Regions from separate parts of the Homo sapiens genome. Here region 2 is linked to region 1. A link is an interaction called in ENCODE POLR2A ChIA-PET data of the cell type or tissue named here. Cell type or tissue: OCI-LY7. All regions are shown on one strand. Links, peaks and the distances in the headings refer to the core of each region. The heading gives the core; the rest is flanking DNA.

Region 1 (10,994 bases), core at 5,995-10,994:
ATGTGTGTTTAATAAATATGTACTAAGTGCCTCGTTTGGGCAGATCACTTTGTTGGGAAGAGTTGGGAATTAAGTAAGTTAAGTATATTTCATGGAACTGGAGTCAATTCCGAGTTATAATTGAGGCAGAAGGAAAAAGGCCATTCTGCCTAGCGGTCAAGAAAGGACCATATTCTTCTTTCACTCCTTACAAAAAATAAATTCCACACAGGTCAAATGTATTTATCCAAAAATGACTAACCACAGAAGTACCAGAAGAAAAGATCAGTAGACATATTTTAAAATTGTTTATGATGAGTAAGTTTGAAGACCTTTTAAAGAATGTTGAGAAACCTAGATACCATAAAGAAAATAGGTCCACTTGAAAGCTTAAATTTTAAAAATTCCATGTAAAAATTAAACAGCTTTCAAGCAAGAATGTCAGCTGAACTAATAATTATAGAAGGAAAAATAGAAATAGAAAAATGGCCACTTTCAAACACCACAATAATTGTCTCAGGGAAAAAAATCTTCAAATGCTAAAATTAGTGGGCAATGGTATATTTGCATAGTTTCCCTACAAGATACTTTTCAATTATAAAGAGAAAAATAGTATCGTGGAGAAACCTGACCGATATAACTTAAACAAATATCACGATTAACATCATTAATAATTGAACAAATCAATAACATATGTCTCCTGATACATCATGGAGGATACACCATCACTTATAAGGTATTTTTTTGCCAAAAAAATGCATAACTCTCATTGTTTTCTGTATTTCATCTTTCTCACAGTCACCACAATCTTTATTAGATAATTGTGTAGATAATTGTTTATTATTTTTACACCTCTCTGCCCCATTCCTGGTCCTTAGCAGAATGTAAGGTCCATAAAAGCACAAAGTAGGGGCTTTATAAGTAACATTGAATAAATGAATGAATAAATAAATTTATTTGGAGCTATCAGTTTTTACAGGAAAGATCCATTTAGCCTTGGATTGTATTGAATGAAAAATAACAGTTGGGTATCCTGGTGGAAATGGATGGAGGACATTTGAAGGTACAATGCTAAAGCTCAAATTAAGCTGAAGCCATGAAAAAAAAAGGTGTCTTATAGAATAAAGATATATCAAGAAAAAAAGATGAAATATTAATATTTGAGATGCAGGGTGAGGGAGGAGAAAGGAAACACCTCCACTTCAGAGAGGCCAAGGCAGGAGTTGATTTTAAATAGGGAAAGTTCAGCTGATCAGGGCCAGGTGCTTAGTGGGGGTTTGTAACTGTTTAATGCAGTGAGTCTCAAGTTTTAATGTGCATAAAAACATCCTGGGCTGGAGATCCCTGGGGCACCCTTCCCAGAAATTTTGACTCAGTGGGGCCTAGAAATCTGTGGGGTTTGTGTATGTGTCTGTGTGTGTGCGTGTGCGTGTGTGTGTGTGTGTGTGTGTGTGGCCAGCACACCCCTCCTCCACCAAGTCATTGTAATGCAGGCAAGTTATCCAGGAACCACTCCCAGAGGGAACATGGCATCCAAATCAGGGGGATGTCAGCTCTAGGGTAGGAAGGTAGGAAGGGGATGAATGGTGAGCAAATTTGGACAGCAGATGACCACTTGCTAACAACTTTGCCAGAATAAGGAGCTCTTCAAGAAAACTCTTTAAAATGGATTGCCAGGGAAAGTTAAGAAGGAAACTTTTTTCTGTTTCTGCCTACTGCATTGAAGAGATTGTCCAGTGCAAAACCAAATGTATGAATACAGCCTCTGCTGTGACATGTTAAACAGTTAAGATTCTTGTGGTTGGAGAACACTGGAGAAGCAGTGGATGACAAGTACTTCAGGATGGCCCTCTTTTGCTTTTGAATAATAGTGCTGGACTCAGTCCATTTTGTAGAACTACTGTCCTTAAGAAAGTTATGAAAATTAAATAAAATTGATTAATAATGCCCAAGGACTAACTACATTTCTGAGCTTTCAGGCAACTGGCAGGCAGGAAAATGATGCTATTTCAAACATTTATTTGTGACTCATTATACTTCATTGAACTAAGTATCTTTTGGATAGTATTTTCTTAAAAGCAAAATTCCAATAAAAAAGGAAGTATATTAAAAGGTACATTAAAGTTTAGTGCCTTATGGGTAGCTTATCTTTAGAAATGCATTATTTCCAGGAATGTTTAGTATTTTAACAGGAGGAGAGCAAATTAGCAAGTTCATATGAATTTGTGGTGAAAAAATATCTGTGTACAAATATGAATCTCTCTCCAGCACCTCAAATTCATTTGCCAAGTGTTTTATAATGCATATTAATTGAATCATCACATTTAGAAAAGAATCTAAAATTAGCACATTGATGAGCATATGAAATGCCTTTGATATAGCACAAAAATGTAGAATTTATATTAAAAACCAGCAAATATTTTGAATTGAACTGTGTCTAGATAGAATAATTATGGATTTGAATTTCTTAACTACATATACCATGTAGTCAGTCCACAAACACTGAATCATTCTGCCGATGAAAAAAGTGAAGGGAGCTGGGCACGGTGGCTCACACCTGTAATCCCAGTACTTTGGGAGGCCGAGGCGGGCGGATCACCTGAGGTCAGGAGTTCGAGACCAGCCTGGCCAACATAGTGAAACCCCGTCTCTACTAAAAATACAAAATTAGCCAGGCATGGTAGTGCATGCCTGTAATCCCAGCTACTTAGGAAGCTGAAAGAGGAGAATCGCTTGAACCTAGGAAGCGGAGGTTGCAGTGAGCTGAGATTGCACCATTGCACTCCAGCCTGGGCAACAAGAGTGAAATTTCCTCTCCAACAAAAAAATGTGAAGGGAATGAATGTCCTTTTATTTCTTTGGCAGGGAGGAGATAATGAATCAGATAGTTGTAATGCTGAACTGAAATCTTCATTTCCACAGTAAATTTTTTCATTCTTGTCCAAGGCCCAAGGATGTGACCTTCTCTTGGATTTTCCTGATTATTATGAGAGGCAAGTCGTTAGTGTTGCAGTGTGACTGTGAGTATAAGCCCTGAACTCCTGTGCACTTAGAGTCCCTGCTCTGTCATTTGCTTGAATTACTTATCTCTTCTAGGCTTTAGTTTTCTTATCTGTAAAATGGAAATCATGGTCGTAATCATTTGAGTGTTTCCTGGCACCAAGCATTGTGCTATATGTTTTACAAGCATTATCTCACTTTACCTTCTCAGTACCCCTATTCATTATCAACCTCCTTTGCAGTTTGGGAAGCTGCAGTTCTGCTGTTAGTGGTTCCTGGAGCCAGAATTTGAATTCAGATGTTCTAACCCTGGAGACTGCATGTCTAATCCCAAGGCTCAACTACCTCCTATTGGAGAAGGCTAACTGAGATCATGTGTGTTCATGCATCCAGTTAGCCAGGGAACGAAAGCATTCTGCTAATGGTACCTATTGTTTTATACAGGTTTTTTTTTTGGCTATCTTTTTCTATTGAAGGCGACATAGTACCTTGCCTGCCCAGAATTCAGCTCACTCTTACCTAGAAGGCAGTCTAGAAAAAACAAGATAAAAGGCATTTTGAGCAGCAAAATTAGAAATCATGTAGCACATTCACTGTAATCAGCAGGTGGTTCACTCACAGAAGATCTCTCCTGATGCACACCTAGTCTATACTTTCATTCTGTAAATAATCTCAAATAATTTTTATCAATGAGAGAAAATAGATTAAAGGAGGAAAAAGACCGAATTCAAGAAGTTTAGTAAATAAGTTGCCTTTTAAGTGATTTTTTTCTAAATGAATGACAGATTAAACGGAGCAAATTAGAAATGGAGGGAAGCATTGTTAATGTTGAATTATGAAGAAAGGGTTAATGTTTCTATTTTAAGTTAAGGAGTAAATAATATATCTTAGAACTGTTTCCTTCAAAAATATTTAAATCTCATAATATTTTATGATTATTATTTACTATTTTACTATTCAGAATCACCTCTTTTGTCACGGGATTCATATAGCTAAAGATTTTCTTATATTTCCAGAGGAATCCTATGCTAATTAGGGAGCATATTACAGAATCCTAAGAGTGCCTTTTGTAATGGCATTTTAAATCTTATATAATAACAATTTAGAAGAGAACGGTTTTAGGGTAAGATCAGCAGCTCAGCCATGTGAGCAAGGAGCCAGGCTCATTCCACCCTTGGGTTCTGCCATCCTCCAGACACTGGCTGTCCTTGGACTTGACCCTTCTAGGTTGCAAAATGGCTGCTGCCTTTTAAAACTTATGTGAAGTCACATGTTCAGCTGATGAAAAGGCATATATTCCCTAGGATGTCTCTTTGTATTAGAGATGAAAATTTCTCACAGAATCCTCCCAACAGATTTCCCCTCAGGTCTCATTGTCCAATATTTGGTTACTTGCCAACCAGCCAAGTCCTGACTACAAGGGAGACTGAGAAAGTGACTATCTCTAGTGGGACTGGGCCCTGCTGGTGAGGAAGAAGTAGTGGTGGCTAGGGGATAGATAACTGTCTGTCAAAAGCTCATTGCAAAGAAGCAAGTAGTTACACATCAACCGACCATCTGATATCTGTAATAGAAGTCAACTTTTAGCAGAGGTCATTAACCTCACCTCTCCAACATTTGCTGTGAGAAAGAACTGATTTTCTTTGAGTTTCTTCCTGCAAGCTGGGAACTATAATGGAACTTTATTACCTCATTTAAGCTTTAGTTGAATTCTTCTGGAAAGCTATTGTTGTGCCTATTTAATAGATGAAGATAAGGTGCACAAAAAGGTTAAATAAGCTGCTGTAGCACTCCCAACTAGTGATAGAAACTGGCCCCTCCTAAAGTAGTATATGGCCCCCAAACCTGAGCTCTTCGTGCTAAGGGCACCGAACCACTTCATCTTGGTGGCTGGATAAAAAGTTTGTATTACACTATGCAAAATAATTATTTTATGGCCCAGTATGTGACTTTCTTGCACTCACAGTAGCCTAGATCTACCTCAAGGTAATTTAACACATGCATCAGGAGTGGTTTGTTTAATCATCTTTCCTGTAACAACTACATTCTTGCTCATTGATCTAATATAAACCATTCTGTTGTGACTGGTATATTTAATGTGGAATATACCTCTAGAAGTAACAGACAAGCACCTGGCACCTAGTAAATGATAATATATAGTACTTACAAATATAGGGAAAAAATCCAATAAAAGCTATTTCTAATATTATGATCATTTCGTTTTTATCTTATCAATATTTTAGTAAAGATAATTTATCATCTATGTCACAGCATATTTCTGATTGCAGATATTATAGAAGATAAGTGTAAAAACAAATCAATGTAATCTTTGCTTTTGATGTCTGAATTTTTAAAATCCTTCAAAAGGGACATGAAGGGTGGGCCTAGATTTATTTATTTTTCCTGAAGTAGGGCCCAATCTGTAAGACTGTGACTCAGGAGATCCTTCTTTGTGTCTCTGTCATTTAAGACATGGGAATGACCCTTTACCTCTCTTTATCTAAATCAGATTAGGTCATTGCAGCCTACAGGCTGAGTTACAATAATTTTCTTTGTCTACCTCCAACTGAGTAAATTGCACCATGTTCTTCCTGGAAAACATGACCACTAACCCAGTGGCTGTTGGTTTGGCCAATTAGAAATGAGACTGCTGGAGGTGGTATAAGGTGCTCTGTCCTCTCTTAACTGCCAATGGGCCACACCTACTTATCCAGGTCACTAGGGCACTCAAGTCAAAAGAAGTGCCTGGGAGAAAATGGCACATTTGGGTGATGGTCTCGCTGGCTGTTTACTGTATGCTGAGTCTCTTAGGAGACCGTTCACTGCCTGGTAATCATCTGCTTTCTGAATTCTGGAAAATATTTCTCTGTGGATGAAAATGGGTCAGGATTCTGAACTTTGCCACACACACACAAACACACACATACATGCACGCACGCACACACACACACTATTTTAAGAAAAAGAAAGAAAGAAAAGAAAAGGAAATTAAGGCTGAAAAAATCACAAAATAAGCACCATGCTAGGTCAGATATTTTCCTCTGTTCATTCTTGCATTGTTTGCTGCTGATTTTAAAGGGCAGAATTGTTGAGACTCTTCCATGTTTCCATGGGGGACTTCAGACTTGGAAACATTGCAGGGACACAAAAGCCAAGAGGATTTTGCTATGGTTATGTAGAGAATAAACTGTTACAAGCTCAGAGCTGTGAAATACCAATTTGGAGAGGATACTTACCCCCTCCCAGGCCACTTATGGATGAGACAGCATTTTGGCCACATCCCCTCTGGGCACAGTCGACTGCTCAGTTGGTTCTGGGAGCTACTTGTTAGCTGAATCTCTGGGACAGGGGTTGGCCTCCATGTGCTCATTGTGAATATGTATGGTTCTGACACCATGATTCCCCACATTCTTGTGAGTCGGATTAACAGAAAGCAGACACTCCCCTACTCCTCTATAAAAGGTCAGATTAAAGAAAAAAAATGATGATGTCTTTGGAGGTTATGGTCAGGAAAAGGGGCTAGCAATAAAAGCAAGAAGGCAAGAGCTCTGAAGCAAGAACTCTGAAGAGATATCTTAGAGGTTAAACAGATCACAAGGCTGTAGTTCAGATGATCAGATGTTATCAAGCCACAAGAATGTGAGGTAGAGGTCAGGGAGTAGGCTGAGATTAAAGCGGGCGTTTCTGATGAATGTTTTCCATTAGTTTTAAGCCACTCTAAAAGCAGCGAAGTGTGGCTGTGACAAGCGCCCTGCCGAATGAGTAAAGTAAACCTTGGAGGGGGCTCAGTAAAGGATATTTAGCAAGCAAATGATAGAGCCTAGACTCAACACCCAGGCTTATCTCACTCCAAAGGCTGTTTGCACCGTGTGCTTTGTAGCACTTTGGACCTCCACTTTGGAGGGGGAATTTATTTTATTCTTGCATGATACTGAATACTTCCCATTAGTTAGCATCTGTGGATCTCAAGTACTATGAGGTGAAGTACCTCTTACTGTACCCTCAGTTCAAATTTTCTAATTGTTTTAGTAAGACCACAGTAGCACAAATGGCAAGTGGTACTTGCTGTTAATTTTTCCTGTTTTAGATTCTCCTGGCCCACTTTATTTCTGATTAGATTGAGGTAGCATAGTGAGTTTTTGTTTTGTTTATTCATTTGCATTGTTGATCTAGAGCCGTGGTTTTCAGACTTTATTGGTCTTGGAACCCCTTTACACTCTTAATTACTAAGGACACTAAAAAGCTTTGTTTATGTGAGTTATATCTATTTATATTTACTGTATTAAAAATCAAAACAGACATTTATAAGAGTATGCAAGTAAGCATTCCATTAACTCTTGTACCCTCTGGAAATCTCCACTATACAACTGTGAAAGATTGATATTTAAAAAGTCAAATAATGCTTTAGTAATATTATGAAAGTAATATTGACCTCACAGACTCCCTGACAGGATCGTGGGGAACCTGGACCACATTTTGAGAGCCACTGAACTAGAAAACATACCTGTTTATGTTGATCTTGCAATTGTTTATAATGCAACTGTAAGTGCCAGGACTAGGGGGCAAAAAGATAAAGGAATTAAGACAGGACCATCAGCTAATACATGGTTCAAAAAATAAGTTGACTGACCAGTCTGTGAACTTCTTTCATCTTAGATTTGAGGGGAGTTGGCTTCTATTTCTGAATTATTAATATATTCATATGTGGGAGTGAATAGTTTTTATCTATAGTAATTTAATAAACTCTGATGTTTAAGATATGTTTAAACATTTCATACATATAGAAGCTCATTACAGAGATGTTTGTTTCATTGTTTCTGCTCACACTTAGCATTGTTTTCTGGTCACCCAGCCCTGAATCCACCTTTCCTCTCTTGGCATATCCCACTGCCTCCTACAGGAGGATAAAGTGCTAGATATTTACATTTTCGGCCATCTTTTCAGCCAGGCTGCAGGCATGGGACCCAGACTTTGCCAGTCAGACATCTGCATCTCATGCTTTGAAATAGAAACTAGAGACATGCAGAAGTACATGGCGGCTGCACATCGTTCCCAGGGCAGCAGCTAGTTGCTGGAGTTGCTGGTGTTGGTAGTAGAAGCTGTAGAATCCCCTGTTCATCAAGTGATAGAGATAGCAGAGGTGTTTTCACCAGACCAATGCTGCTGTGTAGTCTGGGGCAGTGTTCTTGGATATGTAGCTTCCAAACCTGATTTCTCTGGCCTTCCTAGAAGTTTGTGTTTTTTTTCATTATCCTTCTGTGAATTCAAGAGTCAGACCTTTGCCTGCAATTAAGAATCCTGCTTAATTCATTCTGAAATGCAGTGTCTCTCAAAGTATTGTTTGGAAACCTCATGTATTGGAATGACTGGGCCATATCTGACAATACCTACTTGTGGGCTTAAAACCGATGGATTCAGAATCCTTAGGGTGGGTCTTAGGAGACTGCATTTTAAACAGATCTCAGGTTTATGTGATTTTAGATGCAGTAAAATGTAAAAACCGCTATCCTAATATTTTCAACCTTTTAAATTCTATGCTCTCTCTTTATGGATCTGAGCAATCATCAAAAGAAATAATTCTACTTTTTAAATATTTTATTTTTGAGCTGGAGTCTCGCTCTGTCACCCAGGCTAGAGTGTAGTGGTGCCATCTCAACTCACTGCATCCTCCGCCCCATGGATTCAAGCAATTCTCCTGCCTCAGCCTCCCTAGTAGCTGGGATTACAGGCGTGCACTACCACGCCTGGCTAATTTTTGTATTTTCAGTAGAGACGGAGTTTCACCACGTTGCCCAGACTGGTCTTGAACTCCTGACCTCAGGTGATCCGCCTGCCTCGGCCTCCCAAAGTGCTGGGATTACAGGCGTGAATCACTGTGTCTGGCCAATTCTACTCTTTTATAAGGCCCTAATAAATGACTTACTAGTGTTTTCTTGTTCCCCTCCCTCCCCGGCTTCACATTCCCCATAAGCCTTTGCTCTGTCTTTTTAACGCTTTTAACGTCTTTTTTTCCTGGTTTATTTCTTCTCACTGAGAAGTATTAATTCCTCAGTTGGGATTGCCTACATTCAGTGGTGCCAAAATTGTTAACTCAGCTTCTAAACTACACTGTGATGAACCATGTTTTTTCTTTCTTGGGCATTTTTTAGCCTGCAGGCTTAGAGCTCAATGTTTACCCCAGGGATTACTGGAGACAATGGAGGGGAAAGACTGGAATACAAGAGTAATTTTTCTTGAAGGGTTCCTCCACCATGGATTTAGGCCAGAAAATAGCACTGGAGCTGTTGATTGATCTACTTCTGAGATTTCTAGAATCACTGAATATTATAACTGAAAGGAATCCATCTTAACCCCTTGTTTCCTAAGTGAGGAACTGAGGAGAAGATCCATGTTCAAAGTCATCTAAGTGATGAATGGGGTATAAAGGACAAAATAAATTTAGAAGTGGAAAGTGGTGATACAGAGCTTGACCTAAACTAGCATAAAAAGGATGGGAATTACTAATATTTATTGAATTAATATTTAAACTTGGGTACATTCACTTGACTTCTCTGAGCCTCAGTTGTCTCAACTATAAAATAAAGATTCTAATAATAGCTAACATTGATAAAATATTGACTATATGCTAGGAGCTATTGATACTCTAAAGACTTTATGTGCTAACTCATTTGATCCTAGAACAACCACATGATGTAGGAACCACTGTTTCTCCCATTTTGTAGATGCACAGAAAGGCTATATAACTTCCCTGCAGTCACACAGCTAAACATATTTGTTTTCTATTGCTGCTTTACAAATTTTTATGAAATTAAAGGCTTAAATATACATGTATTATCTTGCTGCTTTTTGGTTCAGGAGTCTAGGCACAGCTTATCTAGATCCTCTACTCATGGTCTCACAAGGCAGCAATTGACTTGTTGACATGGGCTAGAGTCTCATCAGAGGCTTGCAGTCATCTTCCAAGCTTGTATGATCATTGGCAGAATTAATTTCCTTGCAGCTTTGGAACTTGTGGTGGCTGAGTCTTTAAGGCCAGCAGGAGAGAATCTACTTCTTTTAAAGGTCTTACCTGATTAGATCCAGACCACTCAGGATAATTTTTCTTTTAATTAGCTTAACATTATTAGGGGGATTCTTATATCTACAATATCTCTTCATCTTTGTCATGTGATTCAACATATTCATGGGAATAATATTCCATGACCTTTGCTGTCTTCTATTGGTTAGAAGCCAACTACAGGTCTTAAACACACTCAAGTGGAGAGGATTACACAAACCTACAGATATCAAGGGGCAGGAATCACAGAGCTATCTTAGAATTCTGCCTGTTATAGTTCTAAGGTTGAGTTTAAATCCAGACTGGCTCTAAGTTTAACAGTCCATGCTTCTAATCAGTATTATCTTCTTTATTCCTTTGAAGAAAGCAAACCTACTTTATAACCTTGCATAGAGTTCTAAGTAAGGTATCCCGCAGCAGATTCATACTGGGTGTCAGTCAAATGTGAATTATTTTCACACCTTCACTTTTAAAGATCAGCTTCAGGAAACTATAACCACTTGCAGTTTTGTATTTTCAGGAAGAGATTTCCAACAGTCTCTCTAAACACTCAGGTTATATAGGTTATTTCAATTTGTTCCTGTTTGTCTGAGGCAGAGATAACCCTGGGGTTTGGGATTTCAAACTTGGGTCTCAAAAAATAACTTTAGTTCTGCTTCTTGTTTTTGAAACAGATGAAGTGATTGAGAAGAAACAGTGAACATCCTCATTTCACAGATAAGACAACATGGATCAGCCTTTTACTGTGAATTCTCTGGTAGGTCACACCAGCTGATATCTAACATTTGGTTGGAAAGCCCAAAAAGAAGAACAGAAACATACAAATGTGAAATGAGTCACAATTACTTTAAGAAGTTTAGCACTTGTAGTTTTTCATCCATCTGTGTGGTTGTCTTCTTTGAGGAAGTGACTAATAAAGCTATCTTTGTAAGACTTAAAAATAAATTTTATTTTCCAC
Region 2 (11,200 bases), core at 4,002-9,001, 580 kb before region 1:
TAGGTGCTTAATAAATCTAAGCTATGGGAATGGAAGCAATAAGCCAGAGACACGCGTAAAGCTTCCTCAGTGTTGCCTAAATTATAGGTGTGAGTCATGTTTTGTGAAAGTACTTCATTTTTCCTTTGCACTCAGCACAAGGAACCCTGGTTTATGAATTTTATGGCAAAACACAAGAGAAGAGAGTCCCAACATGCTGCAAACTTTTTAAAGTGAAGTGAATGCTTCCAAGGAGTTTCACATATACGAGGTGAGGGACCTGAATTCAGAATTTGTGCAGTAAATGCAATGGTAAGCTGGGCTGTACAGTATTTTCACCTCACAGTAGCTGGAACAACTTGAAAGAGGAAATAGAGGGGCCATCTCTTTGAATGTTCAATGTGTAACCTGTCAGTGAAGACTTTACAGGTTCTGTACAGAGGGAAGGACTCAGGAGTGGAAAATCTCAATTTCTTTCACAGAATACCACCACAGTGAGAAATCTATTGCATATTGCCTTAGGAAGTTTTATTTATGTTATCAGTTAATAAACTCAGGGAGGCTTGTTCACAGTGACGGGGTATCAATGCCACCCCTCTTCCATACAGTACCACATCTTCCCAGCAACAGAGAAAACTACTAGGTCAGCATTCTGAAGCAGGGAAGTTGGGGCTCTGAGTTGACTTATCTATGTCAGGCTTCAAAGGAAAATGAATGCTAGCTGCATGCTGAGAATTGGGAGGTTGCACTGACCCAGCTATTTGTTCCAGGGGAAACTCGTAAAGTCACTAAGACCAGTGATGGTGTGATGCCAGGTTTCTCCCATTTACATTAACCATCCACTCCACGGAGAGCAATAAAACATGAAATTTAAGACCTAAAGTGAAATAGTTCTCGCATAACAATGAGAGAACAACCTGCCTACTTATTTTTATTTGAATTGTACATTTATTTTGAAAATTTAGATGAAAATTTGAATAGCTATGACTGAAAACAGTAAGTTTTGGGGAAAAGCTCCCCCAACCCTAAATCAGAGTGTGTTTTCAGAAGCTAAAGTCTAAAAATACAAAGAGTCAAGCAGAATTTAAACGTGATCAAAGTTTGAAAATAGAGCAGTATAAAAAGCCACAAATATGTTAATAGGATCTAGAGCATAAATTCAGCATAATCATTATTCCTTGGTCACGGGGAAGTTAATGATGCTATTTTTCTTTTTCTTTTCTTTATTCAGTTTAACAAGAATATCACCTAGCTTTTGGCATTTTAAATGTAAAGCTCACAGTAAGTTGACAATTATTTCTCTACTTTGGGAAATCAATGGCTATAGAGTCAGAAGATAAGTATTTGAACCTCTGCATCCTTTAATAGCCCTGTAATCTTGGACAACTTAATCTCTCAGGCTTCACTTTTTTCCATCAATTAAAAGGGAGCAACACTACTGACCTTACAAGGCTGCCATGAGGATTAAATGAATTACTCACATAAAAGCCTTCCTTCAAACATAAAGTGCTACACAAACAGAAGGCATTCCTAGGTAATATTCTTGTTTCCACCTCTCCACTGTTGAAAGAGCAGCTTTAGAAAGGGATAACAGAATTGACTTCTCTCAAAGCATTAAGACTGATCATTACATCAACACCCCAGCGACAATGGAAGACTATTCCTGGGTATAGGCAGAGCAGGATTTGATTTTTTTGTGTGTGTTTCGTAAAATATACATAAAATTTACTGTTTTAACCTATTTTACATATACAGTTCAGTAGCATTGAGTATGTTCACTTTGTTCTATAACAGTCACCATCAAGCTGCTGGTTTTCAAGATGCCTGTCTAGTGACATCAGATGCCAGCTCTTTTCAGAAAGATCAAAGTTATCTGTGAATGGACAAGTTCCAAATGCAAAACTTACAGAAGAGATCCAGGACCTGACAGAGTGCCCAGGGGAAAAAGCTGAGATGCAGAAAAAAAAAGCAGCAAGGGTCTGGCAGAGATTGACCCCTGAGGAACTCAGAACCCTGTGCTAAGGGGTAGTGGGTGTGCTTCTCTGCTCCCTTCACCCCTGCAACAATTCACTGACTGTCAAACTGTTGGGGAGCCCCTCTGCCCTCTGGATCACGGGCAATGCTGTCAGTGGTGACTTGGGGGAATTTTCCAGGGGCAAAGAACCAGGTGGCCAGCTCATGTTAAGCATGCCTACACTCCCCTCAGACCTGAACTGACATGGCTGAACTGAGCCATGCTGGTTGTGCACCTGTGGTGGGACACTGCCCTGCCCAGGGAATCTCTGCCCTTGAGTCACCACACCACGAGATTCCCCACAAACATACCCCACAACCCATTCTGTCTCTGGCAAACATGGGGCTGTTGGGTCCCTGTGGAGCTGTGGGAGCCCTGGAGATCTCACCCTTGGTGGGCTGCCCTGAAGGCAATGGGGAGCACAGCCCACTAAAGTCTCCCTTGGGACAAAGGAAATGAAGGAAGTGGCACCAATCGGTGAAGGGGGTAGCACTGATGGCTAGGAAGGGTTGTGGAGAGGGAGTCATCCACCCCTTGCCACCTTTAGCCACTGTTGAGGATGCAGTAGTGGTTCTTCTGGCTGGGGGCTGGTATATGTGCACCTGGAGAAAGCACTTATCACACTTTTTGTAGTGAATCCACACTCGCTGAAAGTGAGCCCATGCTGCTTGGGCTTGCACAAAGGGCAGGGCCCAACTCCCTGACCCTACACAAAACAGCAGCATCCTGGCAATGGAGGACACAGACAAGCCACAGAGTTGTCTGCTCTGGACTGGGGGAAGGGGCTCTGCCCCAAGACCATCTTGGTGGTAGCTGCCAAAATGGTATATCAGTAGCCCATAGCCACATTGCAGCTGGGAACCAAAGGAAAAAGTCTTTATGAACTGAAGGCTGGGAGCCCTGTGACATGGTGTGATAGGGGAAGCAGCTGGCATTCCTGCCTGGTCAGGATGAGGAGCTGGTGCACTTCCCCAACTGCTCCTTCCCCAAAGACCTCAGCATGCTCCAACAAAATCTCCTCCCCTCTATATCAGGGCAGGTGCTTCCGCTCATCATCAATCTACCTGTGGGTGGGCCAGCTCTTACTCTTAAGTGCCACCTACTGGACTAGAGCTTGAACTCCACCACCAAATAAAACACCTGCTGCCAGAAGGGCTGAGTGCTAGTGTATGTGATGAGACTTCCATACCCTCAGCCAAGCAGTAGATAGAGTGTTAGCTCATATGTCAAATATATTGCTACAACAAGCAGCATCCGAGAAAGCCACCACACAAAAGCTACCCACAATGAAGGACCCATACAGCACCTTGGTCCTCTGAAAGCACCTGGAAAGGAGGCCAAATGATCATACACAACATACAACATACCCTCAAGATAAAAAAGAATTACAAAATGTAAAAGTCCTATCAAAAGGACAGAAAATTAAAAAATAAACGTGACAGATCCCTCATATGAGAAGGAATCAGTGCAAGAACTCTAGTAGCAAAAAAAAACCTAGAGTGGATTGACACCTCCAAAGTATTTCATTTGCTCTGTAGCAATAGGTCCTAACAAAAATGAAAAGTCTGAAATGGCAGACAAATAATTCAAAATATGGATTTTAAGGAAACTCAATGAGATCCAAGAGAAAGTTGAAATCCAATACAAAGAAACCAGAAAAACAATTCAGGCTATAAAAGATGAGACAGCTATGTCAAAAAAAGAAAAAAAACCCAAACAATTAGAACTTCTGGAATGAAAAAATTCATGGAAAGAATTTCAAAATACAGTTGGAAGCTTTAACAATAACCTAGACAAGCAGAAGAAAGAATTTCAGAGCTTGAAATGTGGTCTTTCAAATTAATCCAGTCAGACAAAAATAAAAAAGAATTTAGAAAAATGAAGAAAGCCTTTGAAAAATATGGGATTATGTAAAGTGAACAAACATACAACTGGTTGGTATTCCTGAGAGAGAAGAAGAAAAAGAAAGCAACCTGGAAAACATATTGGAGACAGTAATTCAGGAAAATCTTACTAACCTTGCTAGAATCATCAACATCCAGATATAAGAAATTTAGAAAACTCTCGCAAGATACTACAGAAGATGATAGTCACCAAGGCCTATAATTATCAGACTATCCAAGGTCAACATGAAAAAAAAATTCTCAAAGGGAGGCACCTGAAAAAAAGGGATAAATTACCCATAAAGGAAATACCATTAGACTAACAGTGGACTTCTCTGTAGAAGCCTTACAAGCAAGAAGAGATTGGGGGTATATTTTTAACTCTCTAAAGGAAAAAAAAAAAAAGTCAGCCAAGAATTTTATACCCTGCCAAACTACACCTCATAAATGAAGGACAAATAAAGTTTTCCCAGATGAGCAAATGCTAAGGGAACTCTTCTTTACCAGACCAGTCCTACAAGAAAAGCTCAAAGAAGTTCTAAACATGAAAACAAAAGAACAATGCTTGCTACCATAAAAGTACACATAAGGCCAAAGTACACGGATCCTATAAAGCAATTACACAATTGAGAATACAAAGTAACTAGCTAACAACACTATGGCAGGAACAAAACCTCACATATCAATATTAACCTTGAACATAACAGCATAAAAGCCCCACCTGAGAAACACAGATTGGCAAACTAGATTAAAAAAAACAAGACCCAACCATCTACTGTTTTCAAGAGACCAATGTCACACATTATGACAGCCACAGTCTCAAAACAACAGAATGGAGAAAGATCTATCACACAAATGGAAAACAAAAAAGAGTAAGGGTTGCTATTCCTGTGTGAGATAGAAGAGACTTTAAAACAAACACATTAAAAAAAAAAGACAAAGAAGGGTATTATATAATGATAAAGGGTTCAATTCAATCAGAAAATTCTACTATTTTAAATGTATGTTTACTCAACATCGGAGCACCAAGATTTAGAAAACAAATACTACTAGACCTAAAGAGAAGAGATAGACAGCCTTACAATAATAGTAGGGGGTTTCAACACCATGCTGACGGCACTAGATAGAACACTGAGGCAGAAAACAACAAAGAAAATCTGGACTTAAATTGGACTCTTGACCAAATGGACCCAGTAAACACCACAGAACACTGCATCCAACAACCACAGAATGTATGTTTTTCTCATCTGTGCACAGAACAGTCTCTAAAATTGACTATATGATTGGCCATATAGCAAATCTTAATACATTTAAAAACATCAAAATCATATCAAGCATCTTCTCAGACCACAGTGGAATAAAATCAGGAATCATACCAAGAGGAACTATCAAAAACCACATAAGAACATGGAAACCAAACAAACAACTTGCTGCTGAATGACTTTTGGGTAAACAAAAGAATTAAAGCACAAATCAAAATATGTTTTGAAACAAGTGAAAATAGAAACAAAATATCCAAATCCCTGGGATACAGCAAAAGCAGGGCTAAGAGGAAAGTTTATTCTGCTAAATGTTTACATCAAAAAGATAGAAAGATCTCAGATTAACAACCCAATGTCACATCTAAAAGAACTAGAAAAATGAGAACAAACCAAACCCAAAGATAGAAGAACAAAAGAATTAACAAAGATCAGAGCAGAATGACATAAAATTGTGACCAACAAAATATACTAAAGATCAACGAAATGAAAAGTTGGTTCTCTGAAAGGATGAACAACATTGATAGACCAGTAGCTACATTAACCAAGAAAAAGAATATTCAAATAAGCATAATCAAAAAATGACAAGGGTGACATTACAACTGATACTGCATAAATACAAAAGATTCTCAGAAGCTATTATGAATATCTCTATGCACACCACCTAGAAAACCTAGAGGAGATGGATAAATTCCTGGAAACACACAACTTCACAAGATTGAATCAAGATGAAATTAAAATGCTGAACAGACCAATAATGAGCTAGAAAATTGAATTAGTAACAAAAAATCTACAAACCAAAAAAGAAAAACAAAAATTCAGGACTAGACAGACTCATGGCCAAATTCTACCAGACTTACAAAGAAGCTGGTACCAATCTCAATGAAACGATTCCAAAACACTGAGGCGGAGGCATTCTTCCCCAACTCATTCTATGAAACCAGTATCATCCAAAATCTGGCAAGGACACAATCAAGGAAGAAAACTATAGGCCAATATCCCTGATGTACACAGACACAAACATTCTTAATGAAATGCTAGCAAATTGAATCTAGCTGCACATCAAAAAGATATTTCATCGTGATCAAGTGGGTTTTATTTCTGGTATGCCAGGATGGTTCAGCATACACAAATCAAGGTGATTCACCACATAAACAAAAACCATATTATTATCTCAATAAATGCAAAAAATGCATTCAATAAAATCCAACATCCTTTCACAATAAAAACCCTCCAACGAACTAGGCATCAAAGGAACTTAACTAAAAATAATAAGAGCCATACATGGCAAACCCACAGCCAACATCATACTGAATGGTGAAAAATTGAAAGCATTTCCCCGATATGGTTTGGGCTCTGTGTCCCCAACCAAATCTAATCTCAAATTGTAATCCCCATGTGTCGGGGGTTGGGGGTGATTAGGTCATGGGGGCAGTTTTCCCCATGCTGTTCTCATGACAGTGAGTTCTCACAAGATCTGATGGTATTTAAAGTGTTTGACGGTTCCTCCTTCACAGGTGCTCTCTCATGTGCTGCCATGTAAGAAGTGCCTGCTTCCCCTTCTGCCATGATTATAAGTTTCCTGGGGCCTTCCCAGCCATGCAGAACTGTTAGTCAATTAAACTTCTTTACTTTATAAATTATCTCTGGCAGTTCTTTATAGCAGTGTAAAAATGGACTAATACACTCCCTAGGAATGGGAGCAAGACAAGGATGTCTACTCTCATTTCTCCTATTCAACATATTACTGGAAGTCCTAGTCAGAGCAATTAGGTGTGAAGAAGATATAAAAGTAATACAAATAGGAAAAGAAGAAGTAGAATTATCTCTGCTAGCTGATGACATGATCCTATACCTAGAAAGCCTAATGACTGCTCCAAAGGACTCCTAGACCTGATAAATGACTTCAGTACAGTTTCAGGATACAAAAATAATGCACAAAAAAATCAGTTGCATTCCTATACACCAGCAACACTCAAGCTGAGAACCAAATCAAACACTCAATCCCACTTACATTTGCCACAAAAAATACTATATCTAAAAATGCATTTAACTAATAAGGTAAAAGATCTATACAAGGAGAACAACAGAATACTGATGAAAGAACACATAGATGACACAAACAAATTGGAAAACATCCCATGCTCATACAGAGGAAGAATCAAGATTGTTAAAATGATTATACTGCCCAAAGCAATCTACAGATTCAGTGAAGTTCCTACCAAATTACCTACATCATTTTTCACAGAATTAGAAAAAAACAATTCTAATTAGCCAAAGCAATCCTAAGCAAAGAGAACAAGGCTGGAGGCATCACATTACCCAAACTCAAAGTATACTACAAGGCTACAGTATCCAAAACAGCATGGTATTGGTACAAAAACAGACAAAGATCAATGGAACAGAATACGGAACACAGAAATAAATCCATATACCTACAACTAACTGATATTGACAAAGTCAATAAAAACAAACAATGAAGAAAGTACACCCTATTCAGTAAATTATGTGGGGGAAAACTGGCTAGGGATACGCAGTAGAATGAAACTGGAACACCACCTTTCACCACAGACAAAAATTAAGTCAAGATAGATTAAATACTTAAATGTAAGACCTGCAACTATAAAAATACTAGAAGAAAACCTAGGAAAAACTACTTTGGACGTTGGCATATTCAAAGAATATATGACTAAGACCTCAAGAGCAAATGTAACAAAAACAAAAACAGACAAATGGGATTTAATTAAACTAATTAACAGAGTAAATAGACAATTTACAGAATGGGAGACAATATCCACAAACTGTGCATCTGACAAAGGTCTAATATCCAGAATCTATAAGGAGCTTATACAAATCAACAAGAAAAACAAAACAAAACAACCCCATTAAAAAGTGGGGCAAGGTCATGAACAGATACTTCTCAAAAGAAGACATACAAGCAACCAACAAACATATGGATAAATGTTCAACATCACTAATCATCAGAGAAATGCAAATCAAAATCGCAATGAGTTACCATCTCACACCAGTCAGCATGGCTATTATTAAAAAGTCAAAAAACAATAGATGCTGGCAAGGCTGCAGAGAAAAGGAACGCTTATACACTGTTGGTGGGAACGTAAATTAGTTTAACCCCTACGGAAAACGGTATGGAGATTTCACAAGGAACTAAAAATAGAACTACCATTCTACTCAGCAATCCCACTACTGGGTATCTACCCAAAGGAAAAAAAAATCATTTTATCAAGAAGACACCTGCACACGTACGTTCACTGCAGCACTATTCATAATAGCAAAGTCAGGGAATCAAGCTAAGTGTCCATCAATTGTGAACTGGATAAAGAAAATGTGGTATACATACACCACAGAATACTATGCAGCCATAAAAAACGAAATTGTGTCCTTTGCAAAAAAAAAAAAAAAACTAAAACAGAAGATCAAATACCCCATATTTTCACTTATAAGTAAGAGCTAATCAATGGGTACACATGATATAAAGATGGAAAGAATGGGATATGCATTCTAGACACTGGGCACTCCAGAAAGGGTAAGGATGGGAGTGGGGAGAGAGTTGAAAAATTCCCTATTGGGTACTATGTTCAATATTTGGGTAATGGGTTTACTAGAAGCCCAAACGCCAGCATTACACAATATACGCATGTAACAAATCTGCACAGGTGCCACCTGAATTTATTTTTTAAAAGCCAACAATGACCACTATCCATCTCCTAAACTTTTTCATCTTCCTAAACTGAAACTCCATATCCCTTAAACAATAAGTAACTATTCTCCCTTCCCCAGCCCTGGCAACTACCATTCTATTTCTGTCTGTATTAATTTGACTACTCTAGGCACCTCGTATAAATGGAGTCATACAGTATTTGTCCTTTTGTAACTGGTTTATTTCACTTAGCATGATGTCCTCAAAGTTCATATATTTTGTAGTAGGTCAGGGTTTCCTTCCTTCTTAAGGCCAAATGATATTCCACCATATGTATATGTCACAATTTGCTTATCCATTCACCCTTCAATGGACGCTTGAGTTGCTTCTACCTTTTAGCTATTGTAAATGATGCTGCTATGAACATTGCTGTACAAATTCAGTTCAAGTCCCTGCTTTCACTTCTTTTGGGTAGATACTCAGAAGTGGAATTGCTGGATCATATGGGAAATCTATCTTTAATTTTTTGATAACCACATCATTTTCCATAGGCTGTACCATTTGCATTCCCACCAGAAATGCACAAGGGTTCCAATTTCTCCACATCCTCACCAATACTTATTTGCTGTTTGTTCTGTTTTTGTTTTTAATAATAGCCATCCTAATGAGTGTGAAATAGCCACAGCAGTTTTTAGTCTACAATTTTGAGTGAAGGTCAGGACACCGAATGTTGATAAAAACAGCAGCAACCCCAGCAGTAGCAGCAGCATTATAATCATCAGCTGCTAATAGAGCACTAAGATTTAGAAGGCTCAAGCATTAAATACTTACAATCAAAAGCTACAGAAGTTGCCGACTCTCCAAACAGAAATTAACATTTGTTTTGAAGTAAGCACTGTAGCTGCCTCAGATTCATGGTCATGACAGTTGTAACCATTAATAGGTTAAATGTACTTATTTAAAGAAAAAGATTGTCATAATGGGTCACATCCAACTACATGCTGCTTATCATAACACGCATTTTTAAAAATAAATTCTATCTCAATTGTGTTGGTCTCTCTATGATTGACATGGTTTGGCTGTGTCCTCACCCAAATCTCATCTTGAATTGTAATCCCTATAATCCTCATGTGTCTAGGGAGAGAACTGGTGTGAGGTGATTGGATCATAGGGTTGGTTTCCCTTCATGCTGTTCTTGTAATAGTGAGTGACTTCTCATGAGATCTGATGGTTTTGTAAGAGGTTCTCCCCACTTCGCTCCTCACTCTTTTCTCTGTCCTGCCGCCATGTGAGAAGGCCCAAGCTTGCTTCCTCTTTGCCTTCCGCCATGATTGTAAATTCCTTGAGGCCTCCCCAGCCATGCAAAACTGTAAGTCAATTAAACCTCTTTTCTTTATAAGTTACCCAGTCTTGGGTATGTCTTCATAGCTGTGTGAAAACAGACTAATACAGTAAATTGGTACCTCAGAGAGTGGGGTATTGATACAAAAATACCTGAAAATGTGGAAGAGAATTTGCAGTTGGGTAACAGGCAGAGGTTGGAACAGTTTAGAGGGCTCAGAAGAAGACAGGAAGATGTGGGGAAGTTTGGAACTTCCTAGAGACTTGTTGAATGGTTTTGACCAAAATTCTGATAGTGATACAGACAATAAAGTCCAGGATGAGGTGATCTCAGATGGAGATGAGGAACTTATTGGGAACTAGAGCGAAGGTCACTCTTGCCATGCTTTAGCAAAGAGACTAGTGGCATTTTGTCCCTGCCCTAGAGATGTGTGGAACTTTGAACTTGAGAGAGATGACTTAAGGCATCTGGTGGAAGAAATTTGTAAGCAGCAAAGTGTTCAAGATGTGGTCTGTGTGCTCTTAAAAGCATTCAGTTTTATGCATTCACAAATAGATGATTTGAAATTGGAACTTATGTTTAAAAGGGATACAGAGCATAAAAGTGGAAAATTTGCAGCCTGATGATGCGATAGAAAACAACCCATTTTCTGGGGAGAAACTCAAGCTAGCTGGAGCTGTGAGAAGAGGGCCACCATCTTCTAGATCCCAGAATGGTAGATCCAATGGCAGCTTGCACCATGCAGCTGGAAAAGCTGCAGACACTCAATGCCAGCCTGTGAAAGCAGCTGGGAGGAGGGCTGTATCTTGCAAAACCACAAGGGTAGAGCTGCCCAAGACTGTGTGAGTCCACCTCTTGCATCAGTGTGACCTGGATGTGAGACATGGAGTCAAAGGAGATCATTTCAGAGCTTTAAGATTGAATAGCTGCCCTGCTGGGTTTTAGACTTGCATGGGGACTGTAACCCCTTTATTTTGGCCAATTTCTCCCATTTGGAATGGGAGCATTTATCCAATGCCTATACCCCCATTGTATCTAGGAAGTAACTAACCTGCTTTTAAT

What was found. Peaks named below come from ENCODE experiments on the same cell type or tissue, not always from the same donor. Only the 100,000 strongest peaks of a DNase experiment are listed, where the experiment ranks them.
Region 2: POLR2A ChIA-PET joins it to region 1 with 6 read pairs; 1 of 35 experiments calls an interaction of 5 or more read pairs at or near these places.

What each region holds. Positions count from the first base shown.
Region 1 is chr10:88,890,946-88,901,939 of GRCh38, forward strand. STAMBPL1 (STAM binding protein like 1) reads left to right here. Exons shown (of 11, transcript NM_020799.4): 2 at 10,711-10,793. The coding sequence starts at 10,764. Among named protein-coding and RNA genes, the nearest start is that of STAMBPL1, 16 kb to the left of the region's middle. RefSeq lists enhancers at 7,894-7,983, 10,961-10,994. In OCI-LY7, for the core only: no CTCF peak of the experiment used is centred there; a DNase peak (open chromatin) is centred at 10,786; H3K4me3 peaks cover 1,309 bases; H3K27ac peaks cover 1,969 bases.
Region 2 is chr10:88,315,885-88,327,084 of GRCh38, forward strand. All of the region lies in intron 5 of RNLS (renalase, FAD dependent amine oxidase), which reads right to left. The region is part of intron 1 of LOC101929727 (a long non-coding RNA gene); the gene reads left to right. Among named protein-coding and RNA genes, the nearest start is that of RNLS, 260 kb to the right of the region's middle. In OCI-LY7, for the core only: no CTCF peak of the experiment used is centred there; a DNase peak (open chromatin) is centred at 6,647; H3K27ac peaks cover 1,335 bases.